Regions from separate parts of the Homo sapiens genome. Here region 1 is linked to region 2. Evidence: read pairs that join two places in POLR2A ChIA-PET (ENCODE). Cell type or tissue: OCI-LY7. All regions are shown on one strand. Links, peaks and the distances in the headings refer to the core of each region. The heading gives the core; the rest is flanking DNA. Region 1 has its middle 17 kb from the start of SLC6A6. Region 2 has its middle 19 kb from the start of RBSN.

The links. Peaks named below come from ENCODE experiments on the same cell type or tissue, not always from the same donor. Only the 100,000 strongest peaks of a DNase experiment are listed, where the experiment ranks them.
Region 1: POLR2A ChIA-PET joins it to region 2 with 6 read pairs; 1 of 35 experiments calls an interaction of 5 or more read pairs at or near these places.

What each region holds. Positions count from the first base shown.
Region 1 is chr3:14,381,031-14,389,356 of GRCh38, reverse strand. No RefSeq gene overlaps it. Among named protein-coding and RNA genes, the nearest start is that of SLC6A6, 17 kb to the left of the region's middle. RefSeq lists an enhancer at 5,878-6,403. In OCI-LY7, for the core only: no CTCF peak of the experiment used is centred there; DNase peaks (open chromatin) are centred at 956, 1,217, 4,746, 5,396 and 1 weaker place; H3K4me3 peaks cover 1,347 bases; H3K27ac peaks cover 5,254 bases.
Region 2 is chr3:15,113,645-15,121,970 of GRCh38, reverse strand. No RefSeq gene overlaps it. Among named protein-coding and RNA genes, the nearest start is that of RBSN, 19 kb to the right of the region's middle. In OCI-LY7, for the core only: CTCF peaks have their summits at 2,981 and 3,183 (motif pointing left); a DNase peak (open chromatin) is centred at 3,150.

The DNA.
Region 1 (8,326 bases), core at 228-8,227, 730 kb after region 2:
CAGGTAGCAGGAGTTAGGACTTCAACATCTCTTTTGGAGGAAACACAACGTGACCCATAACAGATGGGTTGCAGCAAAAGGAAAATTTATGCAGGAAGACCTGACAGCTAAAAGTCTGGGGAGAGCTGCTCAGGCCAATCTCTTGGGAGAGGGACTCCGGCCCTGTGCAGGGTGGCTGGGGGCGACTTGGACAATCCCAACGTCTCTCCCTGAGTCATGGTTCCCTAGGATTTTCAAACTGGGTTCCATAGAGTCCCTAGGAGATCTGGGGAGATCCAGATCTCCAGACACCCAACATCACCTCCACTTTGCTCCAACCACTATAGGGGCAGTGGCAAAATTGTTTGACTAAAAGGCACCCAAATAATTTTAAAGATAAAAGCACTTTAAAATCATCAGGTTAGGCCAGGCGTGGTGGCTCACGCCTGTAATCCCAGCACTTTGGGAGGCCGAGGCAGGTGGATCACCTGAGGTCAGGAGTTCGAGACCAGCTTGGCAAACATGGTGAAACACCATCTCCACTAAAAATATAAAACTTAGCCGGGTGAAGTGGTGTGTGCCTGTGGTCCCAGCTACTCAGGAAGCTGAGGCACGAGAAACACTTGAACCCGGGAGGTAGAGGTTGCAGTGAGCCAAGATCTAGCCACTCCACTCCAGCCTGGGTGACAGAGCAAGACTCTGTCTTGAAAAAAAAAAAAAAAAATTAGGTTAGAGGATCTGTGTCTCCTCCCAGCCCCACACATTCTGATTTTAATGTACCCTCCTGCTCTGGCTAGGAAGAAAGGACCAGGGCTGCTGCTTAATTTTCTCTGGGAAGAAAGTGTCTATTTGCCTGTTTACACAGATTTCCCCCTCAGGAACGGTCCCCGTCTCAGCTGCAGAGGAAGCAGGAGAACTCAGCTTGGGCAGTGTCGCCTTTTGCTCCCAGGCTTCCACCACTCTGGGGACCTTTCAGTTCCTCTGACTCGCAGCTGCCTCCCTTCTGACCACAGGGAGCTTGCTCACACTGTTCCTTCTGCTGGGAACATTCTGACACCCTTCACTTGGCAGGTTTCTGTGCATCCTTTGGTCCTGTCCTTGGGGAAGTCTTCCCTGGTACTCCCTATGTGAGCAAGACCCCACCGCATTCCTGTTTCATAATCTATAGAACCATGGTTCATCCTGGGGTCCACATCAGACTCATCTTAGGAGCTTCTTAAAGAGATGTCTCACCCCCTGAGATGGATTCATGTGGTGTGGTGTGAGGTCCAAGAGTCTGCCTTTAAGAAACTCCCCAGCTCACTCTCATACACAGCCAAGGTTGAGAGTCACTAAGAATTATAATGATCCAGGCCAAGTGCAGTGGCTCATGCCTGTAATCCCAGCTCTTTGAGAGGCCAAGGTGGGCGGATCACCTGAGGTCAGGAGTTTGAGACCAGCCTGACTAACATGGTGAAACCCTGTCTCTACTAAAAATACAAAAATTAGCCGGGCGTAGTGGCGGGCACCTGTAATCCCAGCTACTTGGGAGGCTGAGGCACAAGAATTGCTTGAACTCAGGAGGTGGAGGTTGCAGTGAGCTGAGATCACACCATTGCATTCCACCCTGGGCGACAGAGTGAGATTCCATCTCAAAAAAAAAAAAAAATTATAATGATCCAAAGAACCCTCTATCCACAATTTCCATATTCAAAAAGTTTTGAAAAACAAAACAAAACAAAAACCCAAATTTGGTGGCAAAACTTGAAATTTTGTGAAACTATTTAGAAACAATTTAGCTCATATACTGTGGTTCTTTTTCTTTTCTTTCTTTCTTTCTTCTTCTTTATTTTTTAGAGATGGGGCTCTCGCTATGTTGCCCTGGCTGGTTTTGAACTCCTTGATCACTCAAGTGATCCTCCTGCCTTGGCCTCCCAAAGGGTTGGAATTACAGGCTTGAGCTATCATGTCCAGCCCACCTACTGTGAATAGTCATAGATTTTGCTGTAGAAATATCAATGTGATTGATTATGGGAAGCGACTCCACACCCCACTGGGGTGACGTGTAACACTTATGGAACATGCTCCGAGTTGTCCTTCTGATAGCCAGGCACATTTGGACTCAGGAACTTGGAAAGGGAACTGTGGACTCTGGGCTATAGTTGATGATGGCTGACTTTCTAGACTGTGTCCATGTGCTGGGCTGGAGAGAAGTACTTTACGCGCTGTCTTCTCAAATCCTCATTACCTGGGAAGAAGGCATAATTTCCAAACACATTTCATAAGGAGGAAATCAGAGCTCAGAGAGAGAAGTAACTGGCCCAAGGTCTGACAGCTAGAAAGTAGGAAGGATGGAGTTCCACCCAGGCAGGCCCCAAAGCCCCTTCATTTCACAGCCTTGGTCCTTAAGTGGAAACATCATTTGAGGGATGGTGCCTGTGGCATCTGTGTGTGCTGCTAGTTGGGGTGAAGACCAGGTCTGCATGGCTTACCATCGGCTCCTGGGACCCAGCAGGGTGTCTGGTGTGTGCTGGGGGCCCAGAGTTCCCTTGGGCCAGGGTGGCAAAGCTGGCGCACTTGTCCCCTTTCCTCGGAGACCTGCATTTGGCCAGGTGCCCTGTGCCTTGGCCATCCTTCAAGCCCGAGGGACAGATTTAGTGCCCTTAATCCTCCTCTTCAGTCAAGCCCCTGCTTGTCACCGGCCTGCCTGGGACCCTTGGAGCAGCCCTCCTGGTGAGGCCTGTCTCTCCAGTCTCAAAGGCCTGAGCTCTACCCGTAGAAAGGAGCCGAACAAAGGTACCTCAGTCTGGGTCTGTGGAGCGGGTGCTGGACTGGGAATCCACCTGGCCGTTTTGTTCCTACTAGCTGGGTGACCACGTGGCAGATTGGGAAGTGGCCATAATACTTGACAGCCCTCCCCGTCAAGAGGCAGGATGCATCTGGGCTGACCCTGTGTCTTGCTTGGGGTAAGAGAATGTGGTGGGAACATGGGTGCCTAGAGGCCTCTCAGCTTCTGCTCTTGACACCAAGAGTAGCTGAGATTACAGGCGCCTGCCAACACACCCGGCTAATTTTTGTATTTCCCTTGCCATGGGGACCAGAGGCCATGTGGGGGGAGGCCCACCCGCTGACTACCTGCTCATAAGGAGCCCCTCCAGGCCAGCAGCAGACCCACCCAACTGAGCCAAGCCCAGACGGCCAACCTGCAGAACTGACAGCCAAATAGATCTTTATTGTTGAAACCCCTTACTTTCTGGATAGCTTGTTACACAGATTAAGCTAACAAACACCTTCCACTCCAATCCTCTCTAGGCTGGTGAGGAGTAAATAAGATGACACTTTGGACAGTGCCCGGCACAAAGGATGCCCAATAAATGCTGATATTCTCCTGCTTCTGTGTCAAAATACTTGTTATCGACCCAAAGAAAAGGAAGGAAGCCTCTCCTCATGGTGATTTTTACTACTATTACATTTCACCCGGGACTGGTTCCCTTCTCCTTGCCTTGGTTAAGGGAGAGGCTCCTGTTGGTGCTTTGGGGTTAGATGTCCCTCAGGAAAGCCTTCCTTGACCAGGGTGTTAGACCATGGGGAACTCACAAGAACACCCAGGAAAAGCATTCATTAAGAGAGACAAGAATTCCAACTTCAAAGGAGTCAGTCTCAGAAGAGGAGCTCATAAAAAAGCCTGAAGAGGAATGGCAGGAGGCTGAAGGAAACCAGAAGACGGAGTGTCATGGAAGCCAAAAGAAGAGCGTGGGAATCAGGAGGGAGGGAGGTGAACAGAGTCGAAGGAAGGTTCAGTGCAAGAGGATTAACAGGTGATGTGGATGTGCCTACCTGGAGATCAGCCCTCCCTGGCCCTAGCGAGATGGGATTCCATGGAGTGGAGGTGCTGGAAGTGGCTCAAGGAGGAAGCCACATGCACACGTGAAGGGCTGAAGCACATGCATATTATGTTTTCAAACACTGTCTTATGTATGTGTTTCTTCAGCTTCCGTCCAGGATTGCCTTCTGTGCTAGGGACTGGGGGTGGCAGAAGTAAATGGGACAGTCTGCGCATTTCTCTAAGAGATGTGAGGTCCATCAGGAAACACAAAGATGAAGGAGGAATGAATAAATGACAGATGATGAGTGAAGTCTCACTGGGGACCCCACCAAGGGACCCCAGCACAGAGAGTAGGGCAGCCCCACTGGCATGTCTGAGCTGTGTGATCTTGGGCAAACGACCTCACCGCATGGGCCTCTGCGTCCTCACCTAGATCGTGGAGCTGGGACAGTGCCCAGCACTTTAGGCTCTTTGGTAAGGAGGAGCGGTGAGATCCCACAAAGGGACAATGCTGTGGGTGTGAGCGGCTCCCCTTGGCCGGCAAAGCCTCCAGGGAGCTCTGCGCTTCACCTTTTTTTATTTTTATAAAGCATGTCTGGGCGGGTGTGGTGGCTCACGCCCTGTAATCTCAGCGCTTTGGAAGGCCTAGGCAGGTGGATCACGAGGTCAGGAGTTCAAGACCAGCCTGACCAAGGTAGTGAAACCCCGTCTCTACCAAAATACAAAAATTAGCCGGGTGTGTTGGCAGGCACCTGTAATCTCAGCTACTCAGGAGGCTGAGGCAGGAGAATTGCTTGAACCTGAGAGGCAGAGGTTGCAGTGAGCCGAGATCGCACCACTGCACTCCAGCCTGTGCGACAGAGCAAGACTCCATCTCAAAACAAACAAATAAACAAAAACCATGTCTGACCAGGTGGATGCCTAGTTTTATGTTTCTTTTTAGAAAGAAAAAGGAAGTGGAGAAAGGCTTACATGGTGGGGGGTGGGGGGAGGCAGGAGGAAGGAGAGGATGGGGGTAATGGCAGCAGCAATGTTGTCTTTGTTGGCCATCAATTCGTTTAATCCTCACAATAGCCTAATGAGACTAGTGCTATTATTAGCCCCACTTTGCCAACAAGGAAATAATCTACCTGGGAGTGGGTCAGAGGCAGGACTGGAATCCTGGCTGCCTGACTCCAGAGGAGGCACAGAGTTGGTGCCTGTCTGTGCAGACAGCGCCAAGGATCAGGAGCTCACAGCCTTGTGCAACAAAGGGTTGAGCCCTACCTTCTCGAGTTGTCTAGGGGCCTCCCATCTCTTGGTGCTTTCCTGCTTCTCTTTTTTTGAGATGGAGTCTGGCTCTGTCACCCAGGCTGGAGTGTAGTGGCACGATCTTGGCTCACTGCAACCTCTGCCTCCTGGGTTCAAGAGATTCTCCTGCCTCAGCCTCCCGAGTAGCTGGGATTAGAGGCATGCATCACCACACCCAGCTAATTATTTTGTATTTTTAATAGAACCAAGGTTTCATCATGTTGGCTAGGCTGGTCTCGAACTCCTGACCTCAGGTGATCCTCCCGCCTCAGCCTCCCACAATGCTGGGATTATAGGCATGAGTCACCACGCCTGGCCGCTTCCTGTTCCTTCTTAGGGCTTCAAGGCACCAGGTGGTCAGTCCCAACTCAGTCTCTCCCCCAGGCCCCTGCCACCTTTGGAGACTGTCCTAATAGGCGCCCAAGACCCTAGCCCTGACTTGGGTCCTACCTCCCTGCCAGCAAAACTGGCCTGTCCTGTGTTCCAGGCTCAGGGCCACAGCTGGGCCAGGGCTCCCTGCTGTGGTCATTTCTAGCAAGGGGGCAGGAAGGGAATGGTCATGAGAGTGTGGCTCCTGGGAGTCCCACTAGGCCATGTCCTGGGTGCTTGGGCCTTCTCTGTGAAATGACATCCTGGCCAGGACCCCAACTCACAGGGCTCAGCACCTGTTCCTTAGGGCTCTCCCCTTCCTCCAGCCCTTTTGGGCACGATCACTGCAAAGGCTGAGGGGTGGGCTCTCAGGCCCGGGGCTAGGGGCTAGGAACAGCTTGATGCTTTGAGCGGGCACCAGCCAGCCTCCCAGTGGCTCCCTGGAATCTTGTGGGAAAAGCACCTGTGTGTGAGCATAGAATGTGCCATGGAAGATGCCAGCCATGGCCCGGGAGAGTTAGAGGCACTGTGATCCTGTTCAACTCAGTCATTGCCTTGGGTCAGGGGTGGAGCTGACTTCAGAGCTGGGCCAGGCTGACCCCTCTGTCAGGAAAGCTACAGCTTCGTGGGCATGGGGGCCTTGCCCAAGACCACACACAGGTGAGTGGAGGGGAGGGGAGGAGGGGTTCATCAGCGTGGTCCTTTCCAGGCATAGCAGTAGCGCTGATATTGCCACCCCAGAGCTTGGAGCCAGGGAGAAGGCTGTTCCCTCTTTCTGCAGTGCTGTTCCCACAGGCCCCCTGCGCAACCTCCGCCTCATGCTGGCAGCTCACAGGACTGTCTCCCAACCTCCCCGGTCCGTCTTCCCTCACCTCCTCTCTACCTCCCAGGGTCTTTCCTGAAGATCTCCATGGCTGTTTCTTCAGGCTCTGTGGGGACTTTCTGCATCCCCTCTCCAGGGCAAAGTTCACACTGAAGCTGTGCTTGCCGTGTGTTGATGCGTGTCACCCTCCGGACAGCTCCATAAGTGCAGGCTCTACCCTCCCTCCGTAAAATGTGGTCTCCACGCCCCCTGCCACGGGGCCATGTGGACCTCCCATGGTCCACCTGGATCAGTGTGGGGAAAGAGCCTGGAGCAGACCTCGTGCCCGGCCAGGGCCCAGCATATGTGGACACTGTCACTGTGACTGCTAAGGTCCCAGTTGCACAGACAGGGAATGGGCTCCAGGGGCAGAGGACAAAGCTCATCAGGACAGAGCTGGTGGGGTGCAGCAGGGGTGTTCTGGCTCCCAAGTCCACCAGGACCACGCTGTTAACCTTTCCACGATTTGGCTTTCACCCATTTACTGCATTCAGTGGATGTTGGCCCAGTGGCGTGGGAATCTGAGACTGAGATATTGCACGTTTGATTTAGGGTAGGCAGAACTTTCCATCTGTGCTATGAAGTGCTGATGTGGGTTGCCAGGGACAGAAGGGACTTCCTTCCTGGGTGGCTTTCTCCCAAAAGAAATGGCCCCACAAGCCTCAGCCTCCAGAGCTGTCTCTGAGTCTCCCCTCTGTGTCCACAGCCCTGCACCAGCCTCCTCCATGGTCTCCTGGTCTCCTGGTCTCCATCTCACTCCTCTGGTACTCTCAGCTTCTCTAAGATGCTTCTGCCCTTATCCCTATAATCTTCAGCAGCTCCTCTTTGCCTGTGAAACAGAGAACAGTACTCCAGCACTCCGGTGGCCTTCAGATCTGGCCCCACCCTCCTTTCCAGCTCTCCTCCTCCTTCTTCTTGCCCACATGTGCCTGGTGCTCTGCCCTCCTTGTCCTTGCTCCCTCTGTGCCCCACCTGACACTTTCTCCACCTCCACTGAAATCCGCTCCACGCTCCAAGCACCGAGCACTACCCCTCTCCGTGAAGCCTTGCTGTATCTCCCCGCCCAGCGGAACCTCTCACACACCAGGTTCTGCCCATCCTGCCCTCGCAGACTTTCCACTTACAGAGATTTGAGGCTTGGACCAGCCAGGAGTGGGAAGTCATTCCACCACTCTGATTTTCTATTGCCCCATCTGGAGAATAGGGTTTGAGGCCACCAGCTGTTCCCCACACCTGCTGGAAGGCCCAGATGCAAAAGAGCCTCACCATCTCCAAGTTTCAGAAATGCACTATGTCCACCCCTGGCCTTGTCTTCCAGTGGCCGCCCCCTTTCCTCTTGGCCAAGAGAACTCTTATTTAGGGGGAGGGGTAATAGGCACCACCACAGGGGACCTATCTGTATTGGTTCAGCAGTACCAGCCATCCCATTCTCTGTGGCCAACAACAGGCCTGTGGTGGGCATGGGACTAGGTTCTGGCCAATGAGACATAAGAGAAAGTCTGCGTGGGGCCTTTTGGGAAAGATTTCCCATCTGGAGAAAAGAGGGATTCCTCTTTGTGCAGGGGGAGCATCCATTTCCCCACTTCTCCCAGCTCCAGGGTTGACCAGTGAGAAAGTTATGTGCGTGCGTGCCTGCATGCGTGACTGTGTGTATATGTGTGTGCCTGTGTGTGCATGTGTGCCTGTGTGTGTGTAGGGAGGTTTTGGGGGCAGGGAGAACGAGGGAGAGATTGAAGGGGCTGAGATCAGAGGAGGCAGGGGCTGGATGACATAGCCTCACAGGCCATAGCCAGGACCTTAAATTTTATTCATTGTACCCTCAACCCTTTTTAATAAAAATGTCCTAAAATATAGAAAAATTTAAAGACTATAGAATAAGCACTCATATATACCCAACCTAGGTTCCACCACTGTTCATATTTTGGTGCATTGCCCTTTTTTTGCCTAGCCATTGGAAGGTAACTTGCAAACTTCGTGCCTCCTACTTCTACATATTGTTCATGTGTCTTTTAAAGGCAAGG
Region 2 (8,326 bases), core at 79-8,078:
AAGGATGCTTGTGATTACATTTAGGGCCACCTGGATAATCCAAGATAATCTCCTCAAGATTTTTAGCTTAATTATATCTGCGAAGTCCCTTTGGTCATGTAAGGTCACATTCCTTGGTTCAGGGGATTGGGACACGGGCATATTTGGGGGCCATTATCAGCCCACTACCCTCCCCACCTTCCTTCTTTTTCTCTCCTTCCCACAGAGGTCGGACCTGCTTCATGGTCTGATGACTCTCCCAGTTGCCTCCAGACAAAATATAGAATGCTCAGTCAAATTAGAATGCCAGATTATCGATGAATACTTTTAAATATGAGTATGCATGGGACATATGGCATGGGACGTAGTTATAGTAAAATGTATTCATTGTTTATCTGACATTCAAATTTAACTGGATGTCCTGTATTTTTGTTTGCTAAACCTGGCCACCTTCAAGTAGTTCCTTCCCCATTTTCCTTCACAGGTATTTTCCCCAATAAATCTCTTGCACGTCTGATCCCACATTGGTGTCTGTTTTGCAAAGGCCTCCAACTAGCACATGATGAGAATTGAATGAGAGAGCACACTGCAAGATCACAGAGCAGTGCCTGTCCCCAGGAAGTAATCGTTTGCTCTTAGCCAGCAGGCACAGCCAAATATTACCAACTGGTGTGTGAACCTAGGCTGGCTGACTCCCTAGTCTGGGCTCCCTCACCCCTCACCCCTATACTTAGCAGGTGCTCAAAACACATTTCATGAGAGAGGTATGTATTTGTTTGCACGTTTACAGATGAATTCTGGGAGGATGCCAAGCATTGGTGGTTGCCCTGGAGAGGGCCTGCTGGCCTGGAGAAGTATGAAAGTGAGACTCACTTTTGGCTAAATGACCTCACCTACCCACCTTTTGAATTGAAACCATACAATTGTTATTACCTATCACAAAACTTAAAATTTAAACTTATTTTGAATTGAACTAAATTCATTGCAGTTTTTATATCCTGGAGGCTCAAGGCGTGCAGGAGACCCAACTAAGAGCCATTGAACAGACGGAGGCCCCACATTTGCTCTGAGAGGCACTGGTTGGAGGTAGCAAGTGTTCCCACAAGTTCCTAAAGTTGCTTTTTTTTTCCACCCAGCTGCTCCCGAAAGTACTTTTGAAAGACCAAGTTCTTGCACCAAACAACACTTTGATGTCAGACGACCCTGAGGATCTCCCTAATCATTACACGGCAGTGCTCCCAGTCCATCTAGGGTCTTCTTTGGGAGGCAAGGAGCTGGCGTGGAGGCAAAGGGCGTCTTTCACCTTCCCTCACATTTTGCCCACCAGCAAACGAGGAGGAGGAAGGGCTTGTGTCAGGGAATTGGATCACAAAAGCTCAGCACTCAAAGAGGCCTAAAGGTCAGTGCAGGTAGGAAAATTCTCCCTAACCTCCCTCACCCGACATTTCCTCAGTCCATGCTTGCCTGCCTCCAGGGATGGGGACCTCATTCCCTCAGACACAGCACAGCTGTTCTAACCAGCACAGCTCTGCCGGGAAGAAAGTGTTTTTCTCTCTGAGCTGAGACCTGGCACCCTCTGACTGCCCCCTGACATCCCTGTGGATCCTTGCTCTGCCCTCTGGGCTCCCAGGCCCTGTGAGCTCACTGCAGAGGAGCCCGCAGGCTGCCTTCTCCAACTCTACAGAGACTGGGCCCTTCCTCGCCTCCTGCTTGCCCTGGGCAGGCTCAGCCTGGTTCTCTTGCAGGACGAGGCACCTAGGAATGGGATGACAGCCAACAAGTCTTCAGAAAGCCCCTGGCAGGGCTGGAACTCCGAGAAAGGGGCATGATAGTTTGCAGGAACTCCCCTGGATGAGCCCTGTGAAAGCCTAAGTATCCCATGCAGAGGTCAGATGGTCTTAGGTAACCAGAACCCCAGGTGCCCCACCCCCAATTCTGCACCTCTCCAGTCTGCACAGGGCTGGGTACTCTTAGCCAAAGTCAGAGCTGTGGCACTGGTGTCTCCACTTGAACACCTCCTTCTGTTAACTTATTCTTGTTTCTTTTTTTTTAAAGACTTACTTATTTTTATATTTTAATTTAATTTAATTTTCTCTAATCCCATGACAAATTTTAGAAATGACTTATTTTGGCTTGGTGTAGTGGCTCAGCCTGTAGTCCTAGTGCTTTAGGAAGCTGAGGTTGGGAGGATCACTTGAAGGCAGGAGTTGGAGACCAACCTGAGCAACACAGTGAGTGAGACCCTATCTCGACAAAAAATTAAAATATTACCCGAGTGTGGTGGCAAATGCCCATAGTCCCAGCTACTCGAGGGGCAGGGGTGGGCAGATTGCTTGAGCCCAGAAAGTTTGAGGCTGCAGTGAGCTATAATCACACCACTGCACTACAGCCTAGGCAACAGAGTGAGGTCCTGTCTGTTAAAAAAGACAGATAAAGAGAGACTTATTTTTTAAAGTAAAAAAATCCAGAAGATCCAGAGGTAGCTACTTTGACGAGTTTCTCGAGTGTTCTGCTAGAGCTTCTCTAAGCATTTATAGCAGATCCGGGCCGTTCTTGACCTGGGAGAGATCCCTCACCTCCCTTTATGCGCAACCCTGGATGGCAGCTTTTATTCCCCGACTGCACGGTCCTTTGCTGGGTGGCCCCCCTCTGCCACAGCTGTGGTAGGTTGGCCCCTGGTTCTGCACAGAGTGATTCTGAGCGGTCCATAGGTTTAAGCTTTAACGATGCAGTGTTTATTTAAAAGCCTATTAAAGAAAACAGACTAGTGCCTCCAACCCATCATTTCACACCTGCCTCGAATGGGGTTAATTTTTTTTTTTTTTTTTTTTGAGACGGAGTCTCGCTGTGTTGCCCAGGCTGGAGTGCAGCGGCGCGATCTCGGCTCACTGCAAGCTCCGCTTCCCGGGTTCACGCCATTCTCTCGCCTCAGCCTTCCGAGTAGCTGGGACTACAGGCGCCCGTCACCGCGCCCGGCTAATTTTTTGTATTTTTAGTAGAGACGGGGTTTCACCGTGTTAGCCGGGATGGTCTCGATTTCCCGACCTCGTGATCCGCCCGCCTCGGCCTCCCAAAGTGCTGGGACTACAGGCGTGAACCACCGCGCCCGGCCCAGAATTCTTTCAAGTTCCACCCGGAGCGCCCCGGGCCTCTCGTGGGGGAAGGCAAGTGTCGGGCGCCCCCTGCTGGCGGGAGGAGCCGCGCGCTCGCGCTCAGGTGGGATTTGCTCCCGGACTCGGGGTCTCAACGTGCCGGAAAGGTTGGTTGCTCCAGGCTGAGTAAGAACAGTGAACAGGAAGAGGCTATTTAAAGCAGGCGGCTGGGAGCATAGGCTCAGGACGCAGGCAGAAGACGATGCCCCAAATTCTGATCCTCAAAGTGCCACCCAGGCCCAAACAAAAATAGGAGCGGAAGACAGCGGCCAGACACCACGGGGGCGCGGAGAAGGCTCTTATTAAAATGTCTAATGCACTTGGTGATATTCCTGTTTTATCCCTGATTGAAGTCTTACGGTCCCCACACATGGTCTTCTGCTCATGAAGGTGAAGGTCATTCATAGCACAGTAATTAATTCATTCAGCAAATAATTCCTGGGCCCAACCCCGTGCAGGGCACTGAGGGATAATAACAAAAAGCGTAATAGCTCACATTTATAAGGTCCTATGCAGCACTCTAGAAAGTAATGAAGAAAATAATAGGCTGGGTGCGGTAGCTCATGCCTATAATCCCAGCACTTTGGGAGGCTGATGGGTGGATTGCCTAGGCCTAGGAGTTGGTGATCAGCCTGGGCAACATAAGGATACACCGTCTCTACAAAAAATAAAATTAGAAAAAAATTTAGCTGGGCATGATGGTGCACGCCTGTGGTCCCAACTACTCTAAGGCTGAGGTGGGATCGTTTGAGCCCAGGAGGTCGAGGCTGCAGTGAGCCATGATTGCACCACTGCTACAGCCTGGGTGACAGAGACTTTGTCTCAAAAAATAAACCAAAAAAAAAAAAAAAGAAGAACAGAAAATACTAATAGCTCACACATTTATTGAGTGCCAAGCGCTGTTCTATGTGCTTTGCACCTATTAACTCTTTTAATCCTTATGCAATAAGAGGAAGGTTCTTATTATTACCATTTTGTAGGTGAGGAAACTGATACACAGAGAAGGCAAATAACTTACTCAAGTTCTCACAGCTGGGATGTGGTTGATGCATGGATGACTAAAACAGGGCTCCGTCCTTGGAGAAGCCCACAGTCTAATTGGGGTGACAGACCTGGGACATATATATATGTAATTGAGGACTCACAAGGGATGAAGTGTCATCTCTGTCTGGGAGGGTTAGAGCAGAGCAGACCCTTTGAAATGGGAATTTGTCAGGCTCAGAGGAGATAGGAGAAGAGGGAAGGGCACACTAGGCAGAGGAATGGCAGGTGCATAGGTAGGGTGGCAGAAAAGTGGCACAGCTTCTGCCATAAATAGAACACAGTCTGATTAGAATGAGGGAAAGACACCATCAGTGCTAGAAACCTGTGTCTGGAACTGACCATGAATGGCACTCAGCCCAAGGCTCTGTGAAGTGCGCCTAGGGTCTCGAACTCAAGGGTCACACTTCTGAGAAATGACAGCATGCTTTCAGGGAAAGGGAAGGAGAACTGGGTGTTCTCTGTGTCTGCTTTGCCATGAGGCAGGGTCCAGCGGGGAAGAGGACCCTGGAGGCACCACGTGGCTGGCTCCTGCCCTGTTCCTCCTATCAGCTTGTGCCAGAGGAACAACTAGCTTTCCAGATGACCCATGTCCAGCCTAGGGCCTGCTCCTGCTACACACTAGTGTGGGGAAAAGAGAATGTGAAAGCCTGTCAGTCAGGAGGACCAAGGCTTCCATCCTGGCCCCACAAGTCCCTTACACTCTCCAAACATCAGCTTCCTGATGTGTAAATTGGTGACTAACAGCCACCTTGCAGGGTTATCATTTTAGTTAGAATAGAGCTAGGTATTGGTGGTATACTGAGCACAAAAATGGCCCAGTCTCTATCATGGGCTGAGTCGTGCCCCACCCCCCATTCCTATGGTGAAGCCATAACCCTCAGTACCTCAGAATGTGACTGTATTTGGAGACAGGGTCTTTAAACAGGTGATTAAGTTAAAACAAAGTCATTAGGGAGGGCCCTGATCCTTATAGGAAGAGGGAATTAGGACACACACACACAGAGGGAAAAACACGTAAAGACACAAGGCAAAGACCGCCAAGGAGAGAGGCCTTGGAAGAAACCTACCCTGCTAACACGTTGATCTTGGACTTTCAGCCTCCAGAAGTGTGAGGAAATAAATGTCTGCTGTTTAAGCCACCCAGTCTGTGGTACATTGTCATGGCAGCCTAGCAAACCCTCTGCCTCTTTTAGTTCCTTCCAGAAAGAGGTGGGTCTATTTCTCCTTGAATCTAGGCTGGACTTGGGAGTTGCCAGTAAAAGGCTGGAATGCAGCAGAAGTGATAATGTGACAGTATGAGCTTAGGCCTCAAGTGACCTCTTGTGCTTCTGCTTGTTATCTTTTTGTGAATAAGCCTGGGCCAGCCTGCTGGCAGTTGACAGAGCACATGGAGGAGAACTCATTTATCCTGGTTCAGGCCATTCTAGACCAGTCAGCCCCAGAATAGGTGAGAGAGCTTTGCTAAGACCCGCAGGGCTGCCCCTGCCCTCAGTCCACAGCCAATCTCAGATGCACGAGAAAGCCCAGCCAAGGCCAGAAGAACTGCCCAGCTGATCTGTGAACTAAGAAAAGTAAATGCTTATTGTTGAAAGTCAGTAAGTTTAGGGATGTTTGTTACACAGCAATAGCCAACTCTGCAGCTCTGTAACAAGTGACTCCCCTCCTGAAACCAGCCTCCTAACTCTCAGCCCATGTGGGCCAGTGCCTAGCACAGGAGGCCTCTCTCTCTTCCCAGAAGATACCCTGTGCACAGTGATTTTGAGGAGCTTATCAGAGATGGGCACAGGAGCTTTAGAGAAGAAAGAAGGCTCTGCAGAGATGAGAGGCCAGTGGGGGTGTGGGAGGCTGCACAAAGACAGGGCCTAGCTGGGTTTTAAATCTGGATTAGATGGCAAATGTTGTAGCATTTGGATTAAGACAATTATCTGAGGCTGGGCACAGTAGCTCACACCTGTAATCCCAGCACTATGGGAGGCTGAGGCGGGTGGATCACCTGAGGTCGGGAGTTCGAGACCAGTCTGACCAACATGGAGAATCTCCATTTCTACTAAAAAAATACAAAATTAGCCAGGCGTAGTGGCGCATGCCTGTAATCCCAGCTACTTGGGAGGCTGAGCAGGAGAATCGCTTGAACCCGGGAGGCGGAGGTTGCAGTGAGCCGAGATCGCGCCACTGCACTCTAGCCTGGGCAACAAGAGCGAAACTCCATCTCGGAAAAAAAAAAAAGAAAAGAAAAGAAAAGAGAAAAAGAAAATTACCTGAAATAGACTGAGACCAGGGAGGGTGGGTCCCCCAGGACACGGAGATGTTATGTAGAAAGAGAATTGTATGCCACTGAGAAAAAAGCAATAGCTGTCCACTACAACACCAAGAATGTTGGGGACGTGAGAAGGAGCACCCAGTGAAGAGTAGGTGGGATTTGACTACCCGCAAAGGCAGTGGGAAAGGAGCCCTAACGTGTAGGGAAAACCCTGGCCTCTCCCAGATGCTTTTTCACGTCTTTCATCATTTTTAGCGTCTTATGATCCTTGCAAGTTCGCTGTGTTTAGCCATACTGGGTTGATCTGTTGGGCAGGAAAGTACTAGGCAGAAACCTAACCCTAAAGATACGCTAGGACAGCTTGTGTTCTCATGACTGAGAGAAAGAGAGAGGTGTGGAGGGAGCAGAGAAAGAGAGCAAGAGAGAGAGAGAGAGAGAGAGAGAGAGGAAGGGAGGAGCTGAGGCCATGAGATTTTCTTTTTTAATCCAGGGGGATCTTCTCCCTGGGCTGGTGACACTAGGTATCAACTGGGTTACACACTGTGGGTATTTGGATGGAGCCTCTCACACCAGCTTGCTAAACTTGGTAACCTGACAGCCTGACAAAGGCTCAGCCAGAGGTTTTCACGGAGTTTGGAACTCACTTTGTAATAGGATCATTTGCCTGACATACAGCAAGTCAGTATACCAAGACCAGGGATTGCAGCAGAGAAAGAGCTTAATAATTGTGGGTAACCAAACAAGGAGACAGGAGGAAACCTCAAATCTGCCTCCCCAAAGAATTTAGGACTAGGGATTTTAAGGGGTTTGGAGTGGGCCAAAGTGGGGAGGTCGTTGATTGGTCGAAGAGTGCAGGGTGAAGTCTTGGGACAGGGAGATGAAGAAACTGCATTCTCATGCTGATCCCGTTCCTCTGTGGGGGTCTTCATGCTGGCTGTCCTCTGCCACTCTGCTGGAATTTGCGCACTGAAGAACATCTTAAGCAATTCTTAAATAAAAGCCTTATGATTCTAACCTCAGTGGTCCTACTTATAGGAACAATGGGTTTGCAAATGGTCAGTGTCTAGTGTTAACATGACTTTTGGTTCCAAAGAAGTGGGCCAAAGCGCAGCCTGATTAACACTTAATTATAAACTATATTTCTGCCCAGAACCCAGCATGTGATGCTTGTTATCCCTGTAAGGATGGTTTCAACCTGAGAAAGAATTTCAGGCAGGGATGGCCAGCTGTCCACCAGAGATGTATGCTTCTCTTCCTGGTGTAGGCTGTTAAAGGGATGTGGCTGCCAAGCCAGGGGCTGCACTTCCCAGCCCTCCCTGCATCTGGGAGGGACTGTGTGACTGGTTCTTACCAATGAAGGTGAGAGAGAGTGATGAGTTGCTTCCGCTCAAATGGATGAGAAGTGGAGGTACTTTCTCCATTCTCTCTTCTTCCATCTATTGGCTGGACACCAACTCCCACGTGACCTTGGAAGCTCCATATTGAAAATGACAGTGGCTTTATTGTGAATGAATGACTTCATGGAGAGAGGTCTCCTCTGCCTTCCCCCTCGAACCCCCCTCCCTGCCAGGGACACCAGCATTGGCCATTACTCTGTGAGGTGTGGGCTGTTATCATCCCCATTTTACAGAACTGGAAATGGATGCTGAGAGATTAATCAACTTGCCTGAGATTGCACATTCACTCATTGAGCCTTCAATAAATGTTTGTTGAGGGCCCATTATGTGCCAGCACAGATTTAGGCAATGGGTGGCCAGGTGCTATTGCTGTGCTAGTCCTTGTGTATATAGCCCCCATTGTTACTGCGTATATTTGCAGGTAGGAGTGGCTTAATGGTCCGATAAAATCCATCTGTGAGCAGATGTTAAAGGTGTCAGGTTTCACATTCCTC